Linked DNA regions of Homo sapiens: region 1 is linked to region 2. A link is an interaction called in ENCODE POLR2A ChIA-PET data of the cell type or tissue named here. Cell type or tissue: GM12878. All regions are shown on one strand. Each heading gives the region's core, and the rest is flanking DNA. Links, peaks and the distances in the headings are about the cores only.

Evidence for each region. Peaks named below come from ENCODE experiments on the same cell type or tissue, not always from the same donor. Only the 100,000 strongest peaks of a DNase experiment are listed, where the experiment ranks them.
Region 1: POLR2A ChIA-PET joins it to region 2 with 7 read pairs; 1 of 35 experiments calls an interaction of 5 or more read pairs at or near these places.

The regions. Positions count from the first base shown.
Region 1 is chr16:30,925,327-30,930,326 of GRCh38, forward strand. FBXL19 (F-box and leucine rich repeat protein 19) reads left to right here. Exons shown (of 11, transcript NM_001382779.1): 2 at 405-605; 3 at 1,982-2,125; 4 at 2,247-2,333; 5 at 2,419-2,637; 6 at 3,141-3,302; 7 at 4,747-5,000. The coding sequence starts at 429. Among named protein-coding and RNA genes, the nearest start is that of FBXL19, 4.3 kb to the left of the region's middle. In GM12878, for the core only: no CTCF peak of the experiment used is centred there; a DNase peak (open chromatin) is centred at 2,871; H3K4me3 peaks cover 195 bases.
Region 2 is chr16:29,655,037-29,670,664 of GRCh38, forward strand. SPN (sialophorin) reads left to right here and starts at 8,211. Exons shown (of 2, transcript NM_003123.6): 1 at 8,211-8,280; 2 at 8,659-15,628. The coding sequence starts at 8,693. The coding sequence ends at 9,895. RefSeq lists enhancers at 6,926-6,975, 7,616-7,695 and silencers at 7,876-7,935, 9,196-9,315. In GM12878, for the core only: CTCF peaks have their summits at 7,855 and 9,322; DNase peaks (open chromatin) are centred at 6,805, 7,125 and 7,865; H3K4me3 peaks cover 3,871 bases; H3K27ac peaks cover 4,191 bases.

The sequences.
Region 1 (5,000 bases), core at 1-5,000, 1.3 Mb after region 2:
AGAGCCTGGGATATTCTACACTCGGATAACAGGGGAAGAGTTGGGATCTCTCCAAGCTAACACCACGGACAAGGAGTGCCTGGCCTTTCCAAGGAGCTCCGGTGTGGGGATGGCAGAGGAGAGGGCCTCGGTGTCCCCTCCTGCTCCCTGGGCTAGGGAAGGGACCCTGAGGAGGCGGTAGAGGAGCGAGGCCAGGAAGCAGTTCTTGGGCTCCTCTTGAGCTGCTGCAGGGAGACAGGCCTTGAGTAGAGGATTGGCCCCCAGATACACAGAAGGGGGTGACCTCCTTGTCCCCCTGAGGAAGAGGGCAGGCTCTAGCTGCCTGTAGGTGGAGGGACCTGTCAGGGGTCTCCCAGGCCAGGGCCCCAGTGGGCCCATCTGACCCTGCCACCATCCACCTACAGCCCTCGGCGTTGCTGACGCCCCCAATGTCGTCGAGCAGCCGGGGGCCGGGGGCCGGAGCGCGCCGACGCCGAACCCGCTGCCGCCGCTGCCGGGCCTGTGTGCGAACTGAGTGCGGGGATTGCCACTTCTGCCGAGACATGAAGAAGTTCGGGGGGCCCGGGCGCATGAAGCAGTCGTGCCTGCTCCGGCAGTGCACTGCCGTGAGTTCTGCCCCCACCTTTGGGCTCTGCCCACCCTTCCCAATACCTTCTTGGAATGGCTGGTGACTGCCTCCCAGCCTGTACTGTGGAGTGGCTGTTTGTTCACTCGTTCATTTCTTCCCTTCATTCACTAGTTTGTGTCAGTATCCATTTTTGTCCTCAGCTCCAAGCTGGGGGCAGTGTCCAGGTGCACAGAAGGATCTGACCCAGTCCCCACTTTCAGGCTCTTCCCAGCTCTCAGAGTCACACCCCCGCAGAATGCCCAGCCCCTGCTCTATCACCCCCCAAGATGTCTCTGTGCAGGAGGGGGCCCATCCCCAGAGATGGCCCCCTTCCAACAGGTCTTGCCCTTCTCTGGCCTCTTCCTCACCCAGGGTGGTCTTGGATTTGAGGCTAAGCTCACCCTTTATGTGACCTTGAGCAAATCATGCTGAATGAACCTCAGGTTCCTTCTCTGTAAAATGTTTCCTTTGCTGAGTTGTAAAGATTAAACAATGGCATGGATGCGAGTGTGTCTACCACAAGGCCCAGCACACAGTAGGGATCGGGGAAGCATGGGTTTCCGCCCTGCCTTCCTCATCCTTTGAGCCTCCCTGGGCTCCAGAGCACGGCCCCTCCCCAGCAGCCGCGAGGAGCCAGCTGCATCCTGCGTCCCCCTCCCCACTCTGCCACCTCCCTCTCTTCCTCCTGCCACTCTTTCCTGGTTGGTCTCTTCACCCCTCAGCCCCTCACTTCTTTTCCTTTATCCCCCAACCCCTTGCCTCACTTTTCCTTCTCCCCCTACCTGCATCTTCCTTGATCCTGCCGCATCCTTGTTATGACTCAGTCCTACCACTGTCTTCCTCAAAGTCACACTGTCTGAGGCTGCCCCCACTTCCCCAAGACTAGTGGCTTCCCTAGTGTTCCCAGGGGGTCTTGCCAAAACCGGATTCATTGTGGGATTCAGAGCAACCCTTGGGCTGCTCATGGAGCGACCTTGGTATCACCCTAAGCTGTCTTCCCCACCCTCTGAGTGTTACTGTCCTCCTCTCCAAAGCCAGCTGTAATTTCAGGGTCCCACTGGCCCTGGGTCCAGCTATAACAGTCACAGGTGATAACAGCTACATATCAGTGTCTCTCGCGTATTATTTTGCTCTCCCAAGAGTCCTGCGAGGGAAAGATTCTTAGCCCCATTCTGCAGATGCAGAAACGGAGACTTAAGGAGGTTAAATCAGTTGCTTGAGGTCACACTCCCAAAAGGAGCAAACTCAGGATCAGACCCAGCTTGACCCGTGGGTGCTGCACCTCATCCGTCACCTGGCCAGGGTCCCTAGAAGGAAGGGTCTTTCCCCTGTTGTTAGCTTTCGGGGCCCCTGATGTCCCCTCTCCCCCAACAGCCCGTGCTCCCACACACAGCTGTGTGCCTCTTGTGTGGGGAGGCTGGGAAGGAGGACACGGTGGAGGGAGAGGAAGAGAAATTTGGTTTGAGCCTCATGGAGTGTACAATCTGCAACGAGATCGTCCACCCCGGCTGCCTGAAGGTGATGGCCCTGGGACCCCGGCGTCTGGGGTGGGGCAGATTGTCAGGGAGCAGAGAGTGGGGGATCACCCTGGCTCTGGGCTTCCTGGCCAACCCCCCACTCACTGCCCTCCTGCCTACAGATGGGGAAGGCTGAGGGTGTCATCAATGCAGAGATCCCCAACTGCTGGGAGTGCCCTCGCTGCACCCAGGAAGGCCGCACCAGCAAGGTAGGGGCTGGGCTGGGCTGAGCTGTGGGTAGGTGGGTGTTGGGGAGCTGTGCAGGTCCTCACCCCCAGCTTCTGTCCCGCCTAGGATTCAGGTGAGGGGCCTGGCCGCCGTAGGGCCGACAACGGCGAGGAGGGCGCCAGCTTGGGGAGCGGATGGAAGCTGACAGAGGAGCCACCGCTTCCACCGCCCCCGCCCAGGCGCAAGGGCCCCCTGCCTGCCGGGCCCCCCCCGGAGGACGTGCCTGGGCCCCCCAAACGAAAGGAAAGGGAGGCAGGGAATGAGCCTCCCACCCCAAGGAAAAAGGTGAGCCACGGAGCACGCTCACTAGGCTTGTCCTGAGGAATTCTGGGAGCTGTAGTCCTGGCTGGTTCTGTGGGGCTGTGTGGGCCTGGGAGCGTGCTCTGTGGGTTCCCCAAGGACTGTTGGGAGATGTAGTTCAGGAGTTGGGTGGGGGGAGGATAGAGCATGCTCAGTGTGGAGGAGGGGGGGGACAGGTGAGGTGAGCTGGCACTGCAGGAAGCTTTGGGAGCCCTGGGTGGGTTAGGGAGGCAGGAGAGAGCATGCTCAGATCATCCCTGCATGAGAGGAGGGAGGGGCTGGAGAGGGCCTGAGGGGAGGAAAGAGGAGATGGAGCATGCTCAGTGGGCTAGGACGCTGGGTGCAAGGTGAGCATGCTCAGAGTTATCCCTGGGACGGGGGCTTCTGGGACTTGTAGTCTAAGAGGAGGGCATGGACCTTAGATTTCTGGCCCATGAGGGCCTAATGGGGTCTCTCCCTTCCTCCATATCTCCCTCTCACCCTGGTAGGTGAAAGGAGGCCGAGAGAGGCACCTGAAGAAGGTGGGTGGAGACGCCTGCCTCCTCCGAGGATCGGACCCAGGCGGCCCGGGCCTGCTGCCCCCCAGGGTTCTGAATCCGAGCCAGGCTTTCTCATCCTGCCACCCTGGGCTCCCTCCCGAGAACTGGGAGGTGTGCCGGGGACCTCCTCCCTCCCCTTCCCACCTTCCCTTGCCCCACCCTTCACCCTGGAGCCCAAGACCTGTCCCTTCCTGCTCACCTTGTTCTGCCCCAGCCCCACTTGGCCACGGTGGGTGTCCGGACACCTGGGATGAGTTGGGTGGGAGGGTGGGTTGAGTCCAGGCCACAGGAGCCCCTGACTTCCCAAAAACCCTTAGGGCTCATCTGACCTACTTGCCTCATCTTTCCAAGCCTTACAGGGGAGAGAACTGAGTTCAAATTTCTGTCCGACCGTTTACTCTTTGTATGATCCTAGCAGCTTGTCAGCCACCCTGAGCCTTAGTTTCTTTATCCATGTAGTGGAGATGCTGCTGCCTGCCTTGCCCCCTTATCCCGCAGAAGTGTATAAGTCTTACGAGGTTCTGAAAGGCAATGAGCTTTGTAAGCTATAAAATTTACCCAGATTGAAGGGAAATAAGGCCCAGAGAGGTTTGAAGACTTGTCCAAGTCACACAGTAAAGCCAGAATTGAGGTATTACTTGGCACGGACACTCAACACAGGAGTCCGCCTGATTGGGTCCAAATCCTGCCTCTGCTGTTTGTCAGTTTGTAACCTTGGACAAGTCACTTTGTGCCTTTAAGCCTCGGTTTCCTCATGTCTGAAAAGAGTGGCCCAGGTCACCACTGTGTTAGAATACTGTGAGGATGGAATGAGTCAGCCGATGCGGGGTGCTGCTCGTGGGGCCAATCACTGTTACCCTCAGTTGATAGACAGACGCCTGCTCCAGCTGGTCCGTGTAGTGGATGATGAAGCAGGGGCTTCCCACAGCCATCCAGAGTTGAGGGCAAGCCAGGATTCAAAGCAGGGTCTCTCATTTCTCCATTCCCTACTGCTTTTGGAACTGCCTAAGCCATGCAAACCCATAAGGGCTGGAAATTATTTTATTTTATTTTATTTTTGAGACAGAGTCTCGCTCTGTCGCCCGTACTGGAGTGCAGTGGCGTGATCTCGGCCCGCTGAAACCTCCACCTCCCAGGTTGAAGCAATTCTGCCTCAGCCTCCCGAGTAGCTGGGACTACAGGCTTGTGCCACCATGCCCAGTTTATTTTTGTATTTTTAGTAGAGACAGGGTTTCACTATGTTGGCCAGGATGGTCTCGATCTCTTGACCTCGTGATCCTCCCGCCTCGGCCTCCCAGAGTGCTGGGATTACAGGCGTGAGCCACTGCGCCCGGCTGGAAATTATTTTAATTAGCACTCTTCTGTTACCAATAAGAAAACTGAGGCCCAGGGCCTGGCAGTGGCTTTAGCAAGGTCTCTCACTGTCCGGAGCAGAGCCAGGGCTGGAACTCAGGACTGTCCCTCGGGCTGTTCATCCCCTGGTGACTCCTCGGGGTAGGGGGGTGGGAAAATGTATCCCAGGCCCTAGAACAGCATCAACCCTGTCTCCCTGCAGAAACCAAAGCCGCCTTTGGCCTCTGCAGAGGGCCCAGCGGTGCCGTCCCCGTCCCCGCAGAGGGAGAAGCTAGAGCGTTTCAAGCGGATGTGCCAGCTGCTGGAACGGGTGCCTGACACCTCCTCTTCCTCCTCGGACTCAGACTCCGACTCCGACTCTTCGGGCACATCGCTGAGTGAGGACGAAGCCCCCGGCGAGGCCCGGAATGGGCGACGGCCAGCCCGGGGCAGCTCTGGCGAGAAGGAGAACCGTGG
Region 2 (15,628 bases), core at 5,294-10,293:
TTATCTCAGGAGAAGCAGGCAAACCTCTGGTGACCTCTGATGACCTCAGGGCAGGATGGGCAGGCCTTCACAACAGCTCCAGGCACACCCAGCCTCCCGTCCCTGGCCTCATCACTCCCCTCTCTGCCCTCCACCCTTTGGCCTCCTTGCCTTTGTCCACAGTTCTGCAGCCTGATACCCTCTTCCTTGTCTCAACCAGAGAAGTCTTCAGTCAATAAACGTCATCCAATGCCTACTGTGTGTCAAGCACTTCCTGGGTGCTGGGGCACTGTGCAAGCACACACGCACAGCTGTGAGGCCATGGGGCTGGCATTCCAGTGTGGGGAGAGCGACGGAAGCAAAATAAGAAAGTCCATTACATGGCGCATTTGAAGGCGCGAAGTGCTATGGGGAGAAAGCAAGGAGGGGGGTTACAGTCCAGAGGGAGGGGGGTGCGATTTTTTTTTTTTTTCCAGACGGAGTCTTGCTCTGTCACCCAGGCTGGAGTGCAGTGGCGTGATCTTGCAAACTCCGCCGCCTGGGTTCACGCCATTCTTCTGCCTCAGCCTCCTGAGTAGCTGGGACTGCAGGCACCCGCCACCATGTCCGGCTAATTTTTTGTATTTTTAGTATAGACAGGGTTTCACCGTGTTAGCCAGGATGGTCTTGATCTCCTGACCTTGTGATCCACCTGCCTCAGCCTCCCAAAGTGCTGGGATTACAGGCATGAGCCACCGCGCCCACCCGGGGGTGAGATTTTAAATACAATGGCCAGCTGGGCTCCGTGGCACACACCTGTAATTCCAGCACTTTGGGAGACCGAGGTGGGAGGCTCACTTGAGTCTAGGAGTTTGAAACAAGCCTGGGCAACAAAGCAAGATCCCATCTGTATGAAAAATTTAAAAATTAGGCCGGGCATGGTGGCTCATACCTGTAATCCCAGCACTTTGGGAGGCCGAGGAGGGCAGATCACTTGAGCTCAGGAGTCCGAGACCAGCCTGGCCAACATGGTGAAACACTGTCTCTACTAAAAATACAAAAAAATTGCTGGGCGTGGTGGCTCACGCTTGTAATCCCAGCACTTTGGGAGGCCGAGGCAGGTGGATCACCTGAGGTCAGGAGTTCAAGACCAGTCTGGCCAACATGGTGAAACCCTGTCTCTACTAAAAATAGAAAATTAGATGGGCTTGGTGGTGGGCACCTGTATTCCCAGCTACTCAGGAGGCTGAGGCAGGAGAATAGCTTAAATCCAGGAGGCGGAGGTTGCCGTGAGCCGAGATCGAACCATTGTGCTCCAGCCTGGGCAACGAGAGTGTGAAACTCCATCTCAAAAATAAAAATAAAAATACAAAAAATTAGCCGGGCATGGTGGCGCGCACCTGTAATCCCAGCTACTCGGGAGACTGAGGCGGGAGAATTGCTGGAACTCGGGAGGCGGAGTTGCAGTGAACCAAGATTGTGCCACTGCACTCCAGCCTGGGAGACAGAGCGAGACTCCATCTCAAAAAATAAAAAATTAAAATTAAAAGTTAGACTGGTGTGGTGGCATGTGCCTGTAGTCCCAGCTACTTGGGAGGCCAAGGCGGGAGGATCTCTTGAGCCCAGGAGGTCGAGGCTGCAGTGAGCCATGATTGTGCCAATGCACTCAAGCCTGGGTGACAGAGTGAGACCCTGTGTCTAAAACAAACAAATAAGTAAGTAAATAGGTTGGCCAGGCAAAGCCATCCTGAGAAGGTGACATTTGAGCAAAGACTGAGAAAGCAGCCAAGCAACATCTGGGTGGGGAGCCCTGGGGCAGCCACCACAGATGGCGCAAAGGCCCTGGGCTTGCTTTCTCCAGGGACACATCAGAGGTCCGGGTGGCAAGGGCGTGGATGGCAGGGCCATGGGTGGAAGGGCAGAAGCAACGTGGATAAGAGAGGTAGGCAGGGGTCAGATCGGATGTGGCCAACTTGGCTTCTACCCTGAGTGGGGTGGGAGTGGTCTCAGGGCTCCAAGCAGAGGAGGGGTGGGGTCAGATGTTTCATCTGGGTCCCTCTGGCTGCTGTGTGGAAAACAGCCCGGAGGAGGATGAGATCTCACACAGGGAGACCAGAGCTGAGATGACTGCACCAGTCCAGGCCAGAGAAGACAGAGGCTCAGGCCAGTAGGCAGCAGTGACGGGGCGAAGAGGGATCAGATTCTGGATCTTTCTCTCTCTCTCTCTCTCTTTTTTTTTTTTTTTTTTTTTTTTTTTTTTACAGACAAGGTATCACTGTGTTACCCAGGGTGGAGTACAGTGGCGAAATCATAGCTCACTGCAGCCTTGAACTCCTGAACTCAAGCGATCCCTTCTCCTGAGTCTCCCAAAGTCCTGGGATTACAGGAGTGAGCCACTGTGCCCAGGGCAGGTTATACATTTTTTTTGGGAACACCACAGAAGCCAAGCACAGTGGCTCATGCCTGTAATCCCAGGACTTCTGGAGGCGAAGATGAGAGGATTGCTTGAGCCCAGGAGTTCAAGACCAGTCTGGGCAACACAGCAAGAACCCATCTCTAAAAAAAAAGGAATACTGCTGGGCACGGTGGCTCATGCCTGTAATTCCAGCACTTTGGGAGGCTGAGGTGGGTGGATCACCTGAGATTAGGAGTACGAGACCAGCCTGGCTAACATGGCGAAACCCCATCCCTAATAAAAATACAAAAATTAGCTGGGCATGGTGGCAGGGACCTGTAATCCCAGCTATTCAGGAGGCTGAGGCAGGAGAATTGCTTGAACCCAGGAGGCGGAGGTTGCAGTGAGCCGAGATCACATCACTGCACTCCAGCCAGGGTGACCATGCCCAGCCAACTATGTAAATATCCTATACACACACACTCTTCTGATTTCACCAATGGTTTTAACACTCACTCTTACCTGAATCCATTATTATTATATTGGTTATGTTTATCATTTTTTAAATTCTACATTCCTTTTACAATTGTTAGCTTTCCTACAGTAAAATAACTTTCCAGTGGCCGGGCACAGTGGCTCATGCCTGTAATCCCAGCACTTTGGGAGGCCGAGGCAGGTGAATCACGAGGTCAGGAGTTCGAGATCAGCCTGGCCAACATGGTGAAACCACATCTCTACTAATAATGCAAAAATTAGCCAAACGTGGTGGTGCGCACCTGTAATCCTAGCTACCTGGGAGGCTGAGGGAGGAGAGTTGCTTGAAACTAAGAGGCGGAGGTTGCAGTGAGCCGAGATTGCATCACTGCACTCCAGCCTGAGCGACAGAGCAAGACTACATCTCAGAAAAAATAAAACAAAAACAAAAAAAACTTCCATACTGTCCTACCTCCCTTCCCTGCTCCCTCCCTCCTTCTCTTTGTCTCTAATATTTTCAGAATCAGTATGAACTCATTTTCTTTTCTTTTTTTTTTTTTTCCAAGACAAATTCTCACTCTTTTGCCGAGGCTGGAGTGCAGTGGCATGATCTCAGCTCATTGCAACCTCTGCCTCCCAGGTTCAAGCGATTCTCCTGCCTCAGCCTCCCGAGTAGCTGGGACTACCGGCGCCCATCACCACACCTGGCTAATTTTTTGGTAATTTTTAGTAGAAACGGAGTTTCACCATGTTGGTCAGGCTGGTCTCGAACTCCTGACCTCAGGTGATCCTCCCGTCTCGGCCTCCCAAAGTGCTGGGATTACAGGCATGAGCCACTGCGCCCAGCCTCTTTTTTTCTTTTAATTAAAACAATTAAATAGAGATGGGGTTCTCTGTCTGTTGCCCAGGTTGGTCTTCAACTCCTGGGCTCAAGCAATCCTCCTGTCTCGGGCTCCCGAAGTGCTGGGATTACAGGAGTGAGTCACCACGCCCAGCCTAAGTATTGCTCTTCTGTGATGATTTGCAGGCAACAATCACCTCTTGTTCATATTTTCATTATCTTTCCCTCCACCCCGAGCCTATAGTCTGTCTTGGTCAGACCCCATTTCTTGAGTGCACCAGGCTGGAGTTTGGACCCATCCACATCCTCGCAGCTCTCCTGAGTTGGGGCCCAACATCTGGCTTGGGGAACAGACAGCTTTGCCGACAGCAGTAACAATTTGGTTGAAATGATAACTTTGTCAAAAATGAATTTTGCCTTAGTGTTTTTTTAAAGGTTGAGAATCTTGTACATTCTTACAACATTTCTATTTTCTACAGTTAAAAAACTGTAGGCTGGGTGCAGTGACTCACTCCTGTAATCCCAGCACTTTGGGAGGCCAAGGTGGGTGGATTGCTTGAGTCCAAGGGTTCGAGACCAGCTAGGCAACATAGCAAAATATTAGCTAGGTGTGGTAGCTACTCGGGAGGTTGAGGCAGGAGAATTGCTTGAACCCAGGAGGCAGAGGTTGCAGTGAGCCAAGATCATGCCACTGCACTCCAGCCTGGGCAAGAGAGCTAGATTGTCTCAAAAAAAAAAAAAAGTAAGTTCCAATTACTTTGCAGCCAATTATTCTTGCTCTTCTATTTGCAATAGCAGAAGATTGAAATAGCCTCCTAGATGTCTGACAGTGGAATGGGTTCTTTTCTTTTTCTTTTTTGGTAGAGATGAGGGTCTCACTATGTGGCCAGGCAAGCCTTGAACTCCTGGCCTCAAGTGATCCTCCCGCCTCTGGAGGCAGGAGGTAGGGTACAGTCCCAGACTCAAAGCACTGGGATTACAGGAGTGAACCACTGCGTGAGCCTGGTTTCTTTTCTTTCCCCTCCCTCCCTTCCTTCCTTCCTTCCTTCCATCCGTCCTTCCTTCCTTCCCTCCTTCTCTCCTCTTTCACTCTACCTCTTTCTTTTCTTCTTTTTTCTGGCTTGTTAAAACAGAAATACATAATAATTATAGTGAAATAAACTAGGGTATTTACTGCAGCAGTTAGTAATAATGAAATGTTGGAAAACAATCTAATGTTCATCCGTAGGGAATATTTAAAATATAGTGTATTTCTGCCGGGCGCGGTGGCTCACGCCTGTAATCCCAGCACTTTGGGAGGCCGAGGCAGGTGGATCATGAGGTCAGGAGATCGAGACCACGGTGAAACCCTGTCTCTACTAAAAATACAAAAAAGTTAGCCGGGCTTCGTGGCGGGCGCCTGTAGTCCCAGCTACTCGGGAGGCTGAGGCAGGAGAATGGCTTGAACCCGGGAGGCGGAGCTTGCAGTGAGCAGAAATCGCGCCACTGCACTCCAGCCTGGGCGACACTGTGAGACTCCATCTCAAAAAAATAAATTAATTAAAAATAAATAAATAAATAAAATATAGTGTATTTCTGGCCGGGCGCGGTGGCTCACTCATGTAATCCCGGCACTTTGGGATGCTGAGGCTGGCAGATCACAAGATCAGGAGATCAAGACCATCCTGGCTAACGCGGTGAAACCCTGTCTCTATTAAAAATACAGAAATTAGCTGGGCATAGTGGCATGTGCCTGTAGTCCCAGCTACTTGTGAGGCTGAGACAGGAGAATCGCTTGAACCTGGGAGGTGGAGGTTGCAGTGAGCTGAGATCGAGACACTACGCTCCAGCCTGGGTGACAGAGCAAGACTCCGTCTCAAAAAAAAAAAAAATTATAGTGTATGCCATGGAATATTATGCAACTGTTATATATGTGTGTGTGTTCCCAAAGCATTGTTCAGTAACAAAGGAAAAGTGCAAAACACTAAAATGGATGAATACATGCTTGTGTAAACACAGACACTGTCAGGAATGTTTGTCTGGAGGTGATGGGTATGGAGCCTTTTTGTCTGATATATTGGGTGTATCAAGAATGCCAGGTCCTGAGCAGTTTTTTTTTTTTTTTTTTGAGTTGGAGTCTCACTCTGTTGCCCAGGCTGGAGTGCAGTGGCACAATCTCTGCTCACTGCAACCTCCACCTCCTGGGTTGAAGCGATTCTCGTGCCTCAGCCTCCCGAGTAGCTGGGATTGTAGGCGCCCGCCACCATGCCCAGCTAATTTTTTGTGTTTTTAGTAGAGACGGGGTTTCACCATGTTGGCCAAGCTGGTCTCGAACTCCTGACCTCAGGTGATCTGCCTGCCTCGGCCTTCCAAAGTGCTGGGCTTACAGGCATGGGCCACCGTGCCCAGCCGTTTATATGTATTAACTCTTAATCATCAAAACAAACTATGTGGTATTACCATAATTATCGCCATTTATACAAAGCAACAGAGGGATAAGGAGATTAAGGCACTTGCCCAAGTGCAAGAGGTAGGACAGGAACCCAGAGTCCCGTGCTGGTAGCTGCTTTTCTGTGCACTTAACATTATCTCATTTAATTCTTGCAGTCACTTCATGAAGAAGGTGGCGGTCCTAGGGCATTGGAGAAGTTATGTGCTTGTTCAAGGTCATGCAGCTGGAAGATGGTGGTGGTAGGACAGGAAGTCTGTAGGGCCTGATTCTGCAGCCCTCTAGTCTATACTCCTTTGCTCCTGTGTCCCTCATCCCCCCTGCAGAATGGGCACCCCGTTACCTTTCTGAGCCACTGTGCGCAGAAAAGAGAGCATGTTGGCCAGGCTGGTCTCGAACTCCTGACCTCAAGTGATCAGCCTGCCTTAGCCTCCCAAAGTCCTGGGATTACAGGCGTGAACCACCACGCTCAGCCTCTGAATACTTTGTACTCAAGCCATTTTTCAGTGCTGTGTTTGCAGTGAGCACACCCGAGGGATGAAGACACGTCTCCCTGTGGGAACCTGGGCTTACCAGGGCCCCTAGAGGAGGGGAATCTCTCAAGCTCAGAGCTCTATGGCTGCGGTGCAGGCCCACTGTGTGCATGGTGTCAGTCTGGGCCCTTCCATGTTGCCCCCGTGGGACTTGGGGTAAGGGGAACTGATGCAAACATCACGCTGCTGTTGCTTGGTGTGAGCAATTAATTCCTGTGGCTCTCACCCAGGAGTCTCATGTCTTTGGGTCAGACAAACTCATCAGCTTGTAGAAATGGCACAGTCCCACGGGCCTGTTAGAATCTTCTATTGTGCACATGTTGCTCTTAAAATATACAAATCAGTTTTGATTTTAAAAAATTATTTATTTTTTTAGTGATAGGAGTTTTGCTACGTTGCCCAGGCTGGTTTCAAACTCTTGGGCTCAGGAGGTCCTCCCACTTTGGCCTGGACTGCCAGCATAATGTATCACCACACCCGGGACTGATTTTCGTTTTTCAAGAACAAAAACCAAAAACATACACAAACCGAGAGTCAAAGCTTGCTAATTAGAGGAAAGTCAGGAAATGGGAACCATTCAAAGAAGAAAATACCCCCACCTCCTACTCTCACCTATCCAAAGACAATTAGGTGAATCCCTTAGTAGATATCTTTCCAGACGGTTTTCCATATAGATTCCCATATCTGGCCAGGCGCGGTGGCTCACACCTGTAATCCTAGCGCTTGGGGAGGCTGAGGCGGATGGACCACCTGAGGTCAGGAGTTCGAGACCAGCCTGACCAACATGGAGAAACCTCGTCTCTACGAAAAATACAAAATTAGCCGGGCACAGTGGTGCAAGCCTGTAATCCCAGCTACTCAGGAGGCCGAGGCAGGAGAATTGCTTGAACCTAGGAGGCAGACATTGTGCTGAGCCGAGCCAAGATCATGCCATTGCACTAAACTCCGCCTTAAAAAAAAAAAAAAAGATTCCCACATCTTTACTAGTTTGCAGAAATAAGATCCTAGCATATGCAGTGTGTAGGAACCACCTTGGTTTAGCCACGTCTCTGTGACTGGGGGCCACTGTGGTGACCCCCAGCTCCCCGGACAGAGTCAAGAGCTCACCAGCCTGCAAAGGTTTTCACGGCCCCCAGCCAGACTCGGGGGCTTCCTCTTGCCCTGCTACTTCCTGGGAGCTCTGAGGGCAGGAAATGGCGCCACTCAGCTCCTGGCCTAACAGCTTGGGGACCACAAATGCAAAGGAAACCACCCTCCCCTCCCACCTCCTCCTCTGCACCCTTGAGTTCTCAGGCTCACATTCCCACCACCCACCTCTGAGCCCAGCCCTCCCTAGCATCACCACTTCCATCCCATTCCTCAGCCAAGAGCCAGGAATCCTGATTCCAGATCCCACGCTTCCCTGCCTCCCTCAGGTGAGCCCCAGACCCCCAGGCACCCCGCTGGCCCCTGAAGGAGCAGGTGATGGTGCTGTCTTCGCCCAGCAGCTGTGGGAGCAGGCGGGTGGGGCAGGATGGAGGGGTGGGTGGGGTGGGTGGAGCCAGGGCCCACTTCCTTTCCCCTTGGGGCCCTGTCCTTCCCAGTCTTGCCCCAGCCTCGGGAGGTGGTGGAGTGACCTGGCCCCAGTGCTGCGTCCTTATCAGCCGAGCCGGTAAGAGGGTGAGACTTGGTGGGGTAGGGGCCTCAGTGGGCCTGGGAATGTGCCTGTGGCTTGAAAAGACTCTGACAGGTTATGATGGGAAGAGATTGGGAGCCATTGGGCTGCACAGGGTCAGGGAAGGCCAGGAGGGGCTGGTCACTGCTGGAATCTAAGCTGCTGAGGCTGGAGGGAGCCTCAGGATGGGGCTGATGGGGGAGCTGCCAGCATCTGTTCCTCTGTCATTTCTGATAACAGTAAAAGCCAGCATGGAAAAAACCGTTAAACCGCAGGTTGGGCCTGGCCGTTGGCAGGGAAGTGGGCAGAGGGGAGGCCCGGCCAGGTCCTCCGGCAACTCCCGCGTGTTCTGCTTCTCCGGCTGCCCACCTGCAGGTCCCAGCTCTTGCTCCTGCCTGTTTGCCTGGAAATGGCCACGCTTCTCCTTCTCCTTGGGGTGCTGGTGGTAAGCCCAGACGCTCTGGGGAGCACAACAGCAGTGCAGACACCCACCTCCGGAGAGCCTTTGGTCTCTACTAGCGAGCCCCTGAGCTCAAAGATGTACACCACTTCAATAACAAGTGACCCTAAGGCCGACAGCACTGGGGACCAGACCTCAGCCCTACCTCCCTCAACTTCCATCAATGAGGGATCCCCTCTTTGGACTTCCATTGGTGCCAGCACTGGTTCCCCTTTACCTGAGCCAACAACCTACCAGGAAGTTTCCATCAAGATGTCATCAGTGCCCCAGGAAACCCCTCATGCAACCAGTCATCCTGCTGTTCCCATAACAGCAAACTCTCTAGGATCCCACACCGTGACAGGTGGAACCATAACAACGAACTCTCCAGAAACCTCCAGTAGGACCAGTGGAGCCCCTGTTACCACGGCAGCTAGCTCTCTGGAGACCTCCAGAGGCACCTCTGGACCCCCTCTTACCATGGCAACTGTCTCTCTGGAGACTTCCAAAGGCACCTCTGGACCCCCTGTTACCATGGCAACTGACTCTCTGGAGACCTCCACTGGGACCACTGGACCCCCTGTTACCATGACAACTGGCTCTCTGGAGCCCTCCAGCGGGGCCAGTGGACCCCAGGTCTCTAGCGTAAAACTATCTACAATGATGTCTCCAACGACCTCCACCAACGCAAGCACTGTGCCCTTCCGGAACCCAGATGAGAACTCACGAGGCATGCTGCCAGTGGCTGTGCTTGTGGCCCTGCTGGCGGTCATAGTCCTCGTGGCTCTGCTCCTGCTGTGGCGCCGGCGGCAGAAGCGGCGGACTGGGGCCCTCGTGCTGAGCAGAGGCGGCAAGCGTAACGGGGTGGTGGACGCCTGGGCTGGGCCAGCCCAGGTCCCTGAGGAGGGGGCCGTGACAGTGACCGTGGGAGGGTCCGGGGGCGACAAGGGCTCTGGGTTCCCCGATGGGGAGGGGTCTAGCCGTCGGCCCACGCTCACCACTTTCTTTGGCAGACGGAAGTCTCGCCAGGGCTCCCTGGCGATGGAGGAGCTGAAGTCTGGGTCAGGCCCCAGCCTCAAAGGGGAGGAGGAGCCACTGGTGGCCAGTGAGGATGGGGCTGTGGACGCCCCAGCTCCTGATGAGCCCGAAGGGGGAGACGGGGCTGCCCCTTAAGTGTCGGTGAATAGTGAGGCTGGAGGCCGGAATCTCAGCCAGCCTCCAGCACCTTCCCTCTCACCATCCCACTGCCCCCTCGCTCCCATGTTTCCACCCGGCACCCTGATCCTCACCCGAATCTCCTTTTTTTTTTTCTTTTGAGACAGAGTTTCGCTTTGTCGCCCAGGCTGGAGTGCAATGCACGATCTCAGTTCACTGCAACCTCTGCCTCCTAAGTTCAGGCGATTCTCCTGCCTCAGCTTCCCGAGTAACTGAGATTACAGGCACCCACCACCATGCCCAGCTGCTTTTTTGTATTTTTGGTAGAGATGGGGTTTCACCATGTTGGCTAGGCTGGTCTCAAACTCCTGACCTCAGGTGATCTACCTGCCTCAGCCTCCCAAAGTGCTGAGATTACAGACATGAGCCTCCGCGCCTTGCCTCCTCACCCACCTCTTCACTCTGAATCCTCATGAGGCTTCTCAGCCCTGGATTTCCTGCTGCCATCCTCACCCAGCACCCACAACTAGCGCCTGGGCAGGGCAGGGCTGGCACCTCTCAACGTCTGTGGACTGAATGAATAAACCCTCCTCATCCACCCCTATTTATCTCCATCACCATTTCCCCCTCTTTCTTGTTCCTGGAAACGGCTGCTGAGTCTCCATCGGCCAAACTTATCTGCCCTGTGATTTCTTTGACAATTCTCCTTTTCCCCCAGAACCCACCCTGGGTTGACCAGAGTCTGGGAAGAAGGACAAGAGAACCCGGCAAACTCCCTCCTAGGATTAACTTTGTAAAGCACCCTTGCCCTGTAGCTGCAAGGGCTGTGGAACCTGGGCAGCCCGCAACCACCTTTAGCTCTGGGCCCCCCAGGCCAGCCTGGAGCATGGCTGGGTGGGGCCACCAGCCCATGCTCTCAGGCGGGCCTGTGATCTTTCCCAGGGCACATGGACTGTAGGCTGGCCCTGGCCCACACCACCACACTCTCCCCAGCCATGGACAGAGGCAGCCAGAGGCCTCACGGTTTCTCCTCCGAGTTTCTGGCTGGGTGTAGTTCTCAGAAACCCCAGTGCCTGCGTGTGTCCACTCGTGGGTGTGGTTTGTGTGCAAGAGCTGAGGATTTGGCGATGCTTGGGAGGGGTAGTTGTGGGTACAGACGGTGTGGGGGTGGGAAGTGGTGCAGAGACTGAAGAGGGTCAACCTGGGCATGGGGGACACAGGGACTGCTGAGAACGTGCGTGTCATCTTTGCTCTGATGGGGTGGACATAGCAGAAAATCTAACTCTGTCTGTAGCCCCATACAGAATGCCAGGGTGAGCACAGTGGCTGGTGCCTTTAATCCCAGCACTTTGGAAAGTTGAGGCAGGAGGATCGCTTGAGCCCAGGAGTTCGAGTCTGAAGTGAGCTGTGATTGCACCACTGCACTTCAGCCTGGGCAACAGAGTGAGCCCCTGTCTCAAAAAAGAAAAGAAAAAGAAAGCCAGGCTTCATGGAAAGATCGTATGTGTGACCCAAATATGAGTTCTTCAGCTCAGCCATGGTAATCCCTTCCTTGAAGTCTCCATTTCTGCAGTACACATGCATGTGCGCTCTCTCTCTCTCTCTCTCTCTCACACACACACACACACACACACACACACGCGCGCGCGCGCGCGCTCTCCTGCGAACAGAGGCAGGGGGAGAGGGGTTTGCCCTGGTCTCGGGGACTGGTCTGGCTGGCGCTTCCCCACTGCACGTTTCCAGGTTTAGTTTGTCTGTGTCTCCTCTTCCATCCCAGGGGCTGAGCCCCTTCCATCCTCCAAGAGGAACCAGTGAGAGTGAGTGAAGGAGGGGCCTGGAGCCAGGGACTTCCCCTGTGGGGCCTGGGTGGAGAGGGGAGAACTCAATGGTGCTGCCTTTGAGACCAGCCCAGGCTACAGCCCAGGAGCACACATGGGCCAGGGCAGTTGGTATTTCCCGAGGACAAAGAGGAAATTTTCAAAGAGGAAGTTGTTGAGTTAGAGCTTGCGGTGGCTGAGAGCAGACAGGTTGACCTGCAAAAAAAGACAGGGGAGGCATGTGAGTGTGACAGCCCTGCTCTGTGGCCTGGGCAGGAGATGGGGGAAAGGGTCAGGTGGGGGATGGGCTCGTGCAGTGGGAGAGGAGACGGAGGGAGGGAGCGGGAAGGGGCTTGCTTAGTGGGTGGGAAGAGCTGAGCTCGGATGGAACCAGCTTCTACCAGCCAGGCTGGGCACCCACTGGGCTGCATCTGGTGGCCTTTTCTGATTGCTATTTGGACTCACTGCAGCTGCAGAATGACAGAGGCCATGTCCAAAATCCCTTAGAGACACTGTTGTCTTAGAGTTGTTAAAATAAGAGCCCCCATATCAGGTTTAGAAAATACTGTCACCGAACGAACGTCGCTGTCCTCAGCTCCACCTCCCTTTCCTTTGACAGATATGGTTGTTTTCTAAGCCAGGACTGGTTTTAGTCAGGTCCTGGGCGAATCCTGAAAAAAAGAGGTAGTACGGGTAAGGAAGGCACCCAACAGGGCTTTCACAATCCAGAAAATATCAAAATATAAGTGTTAAAAGAGAGGCACAGGCCGGGTGCGGTGGCTCACGCCTGTAATCTCAGCACTTTGGGAGGCCAAGGTGGGCAGATCATGAGGTCAGGAGTTTGAGACCAGCCTGGCCAATATGATGAAACCCCGTTTCTACTAAAAATACAAAAGTTAGCCAGGCATGGTGGTGTGCTCCTGTAATCCCAGCTACTTAGGAGGCTGAGGCCAGAGAATTGCTTGAACCCTGGAGTCAGAGGTTGCAGTGAGCCGGGATCATGCCACTGTACTCCAGGCTGGGTGACAAAGTGAGACTGTCTCAAAAAATAAAAATAAATAAAATAAATAAAAGAGAGGCACAAACAGTGTTATGAATGCACCAAGGAAAATGGTGCATTCATAACTCTCAGGTGAAGCCTACCAAGCCATGCGTGTGTGCACATATGTGTGTACGTGTGCATGTGCGTGCGTGCATGTGCGTGCGTGCATGTGCCTGTGTGTGTATGTGTGCACATGTGTGTGCGCATGTGTGTGTGTGCGCGCATGTGTGTGTGCATGCATGTTCTCCCATGCATGTGTACTGTGGCAAGGGAGACTTTGAGGAAGAGATTCCAGTGGCTGAGCAGAAGGGCTCGCATTGCCCTGGCGAAAGGTTGGAAGGCTTCACCTGAGAGTGTGTCGTGGCCTTTGTCATATCCACTGCTTGATTCCTTTCTTTAAAAATTATTTTTATTGTTTTCTACATATGAGAACCACCACACCTGGCTAATTTTTGTATTTTTTGTAGAGATGGGGTTTCACCATGTTGTCCCGGCTGGTCTCAAACTCCCGGGCACAAGAGATCCACCTGCCTCAGCCTCCCAAAATGCTGGGACTATAGGCATGAGCCACTGCACCCAGCCACTGCTTCATTCCTGGTGGCTGCTGTGCCTGGCATGTTGCAGATCCTCCATGAATATGCATTTGAATGAATGAATGAATGAATGAATGAATGAATGGAGATGACGCCTCAGAGATTCTTTCTTTTGAGATGAGGTCTCATTCTGTCACCCAGACTAGAGGGCAGTGGTGCAATCACAGCTCACCACAGCCTCAACCTCCTGGGCCTCCCAAGTAGCTGCGATCACAGGTGTGCACCAACATGCCCAGCTAATTTTTTTTTTTAATTTTTAATTTGTACAGACAGGGTCTTGCTGTGTTGCCCAGGCTGGTCTCAAACTCCTGGGCTCAAGTGGTCCTCCCACCTAAGCTTCCCCAAATACTGGGATTATAGGTGTGAGCCACTGTGCCCAGGCTTGCCTCAGATATTTGAAGGCTGGGAAGGATTTTGCAAAGCTGGGAAAAGGAAAAGGCATTCCCAGCAGAGGGGATAGCAGGTGGAAATACATAATTAAAAAAAAAAAACGTGGAGCAGATCCAGCGCAGTGGCTCATGCCTGTAATCCCAGCACTTTGGGAGGCAGAGCAGGGAGGATTGCTTGAGTCTAGGAGTTCAAGACCAGCCTGGGTAACATAGAAAGACCCTGTCTCTACAAAAACACAAAAAATTAGCCAGGCGTGGTGGTGCATGCCTGTAGTACCAGCTACTTGAGAAGCTGAGGCAGGAGGACTGCTTGAAGCCAGGAGTTTGAGACCAGCCTGGGCAACATAGTGAGACCCCGTGTCTACAAAAAGTAAACATTTATATATATATTTTTTAAAGTGGAGCAGTTCAATATAGAGTCTTTTTTGAACAAACGTGAAATAGATGTCTTTTTTTTTTTTTTGAGATGGAGTTTTCACTCTTGTTACCCAGGCTGGAGTGCAATGGCGTGATCTTGGCTCACCAGAACCTCCGCCTCCTGGGTTCAAACAATTCTCCTGCCTCAGCCTCCCAGGTAGCTGGGATTACAGGCATGCACCACCAAACCCGGATAATTTTGTATTTTTAGTAGAGATGGGGTTTCACCATGTTGGTCAAGCTGGTCTTGAACTCCCGACCTCTGCTGATCCGTATGCCTCGGCCTCCCAAAGTGCTGGGATTACATGCGTGAGCCACCGTGCCCGACAATAGATGTCTTTTAATTTTCTGGAGGAAAAAGCAAAGCAAAAGAAGCAGTGGATATTTTAAGACTAAAAAGGAAAACAAAAAAAGGAGATAGAGCAGGCCAGACGTGGTGGCTCAACGTCTGTAATCCCAGCACTTTGGGAGGCCGAGGCAGGTGGATCACCTGAGGTCAGGAGTTCAAGACCAGCCTGACCAACATGGTGAAACCCTGTTTCAAAATACAAAAAATTAGCTGGGCGTGGTGGCGGGCACCTGTAATCCCAGCTACTTGGGAGGCTGAGGCAGGAGAATCCCTTGAACCCAGGAGGTGGAGGTTGCAGTGAGCCGAGATCACGCCATTGCACTCCAGCCTGGGCGACAAGTAAAAAACTCCATCTCAAAAAAAAAAAAGGAGATAGAGCAAGGAACAGTAAGAAAATAGTTGGGTGCAGTGGCTATGCGGTGGCACTATAGGAGGCTGAGGCGGGCAGATCACCTGAGGTCAGGAGTTGGAGACCAGCCTGGGCAACATAGACCCCTATCTCTACAAAAAATTTGAAATATGAAAAATTAGCCAGGTGTAGTGGTGTGCGCCTGTGGTACCAGCTACTCAAGAGGCGAAGGCAGGGAAGATTGCTTGAGCCCAGGAGTTTGAGGCTATAGTGAGCTGTGATCATGCCACTGCACTCCAGCCTGGGCAATAGTGTGAGACTCTGTCTCAAAAGAAAGAACATGGCCAGGCGTGGTGGCTCACACCTGTAATCCCAGCACTTTGGGAGGCCGAGGCAGTCAGATCATGAGGCCAGTTTGAAACCAGCCTGGCCAACATGGTGAAACCCTGTCTCTACTAAAAATACAAAAATTAGCCAGGCGTGGTGGCATGCCCCCGTAATCCCAGCTACTTGGGGGTCTGAGGCAGAAGAATTGCTTGAAACCGGGAGGCAGAGGTTGCAGTGAGCCGAGATCGTGTCATTGCACTCTAGTCTGGGCGACAGAGCAAGACTCCGTCTTGGAAAAAAATTTAAAAAAAGAAAATATAAAATATGGTATAAGATTAAATATATTAGTTATGAAAATAATTGTAAATGGCTTATTGAACTTATAGTCAGTAAAAATCATGTTTTTGAAAATTATGTAATGACTTTGGAAAATACCAGCAATATAATGTTAAGTGGGGAAAAAAGCAA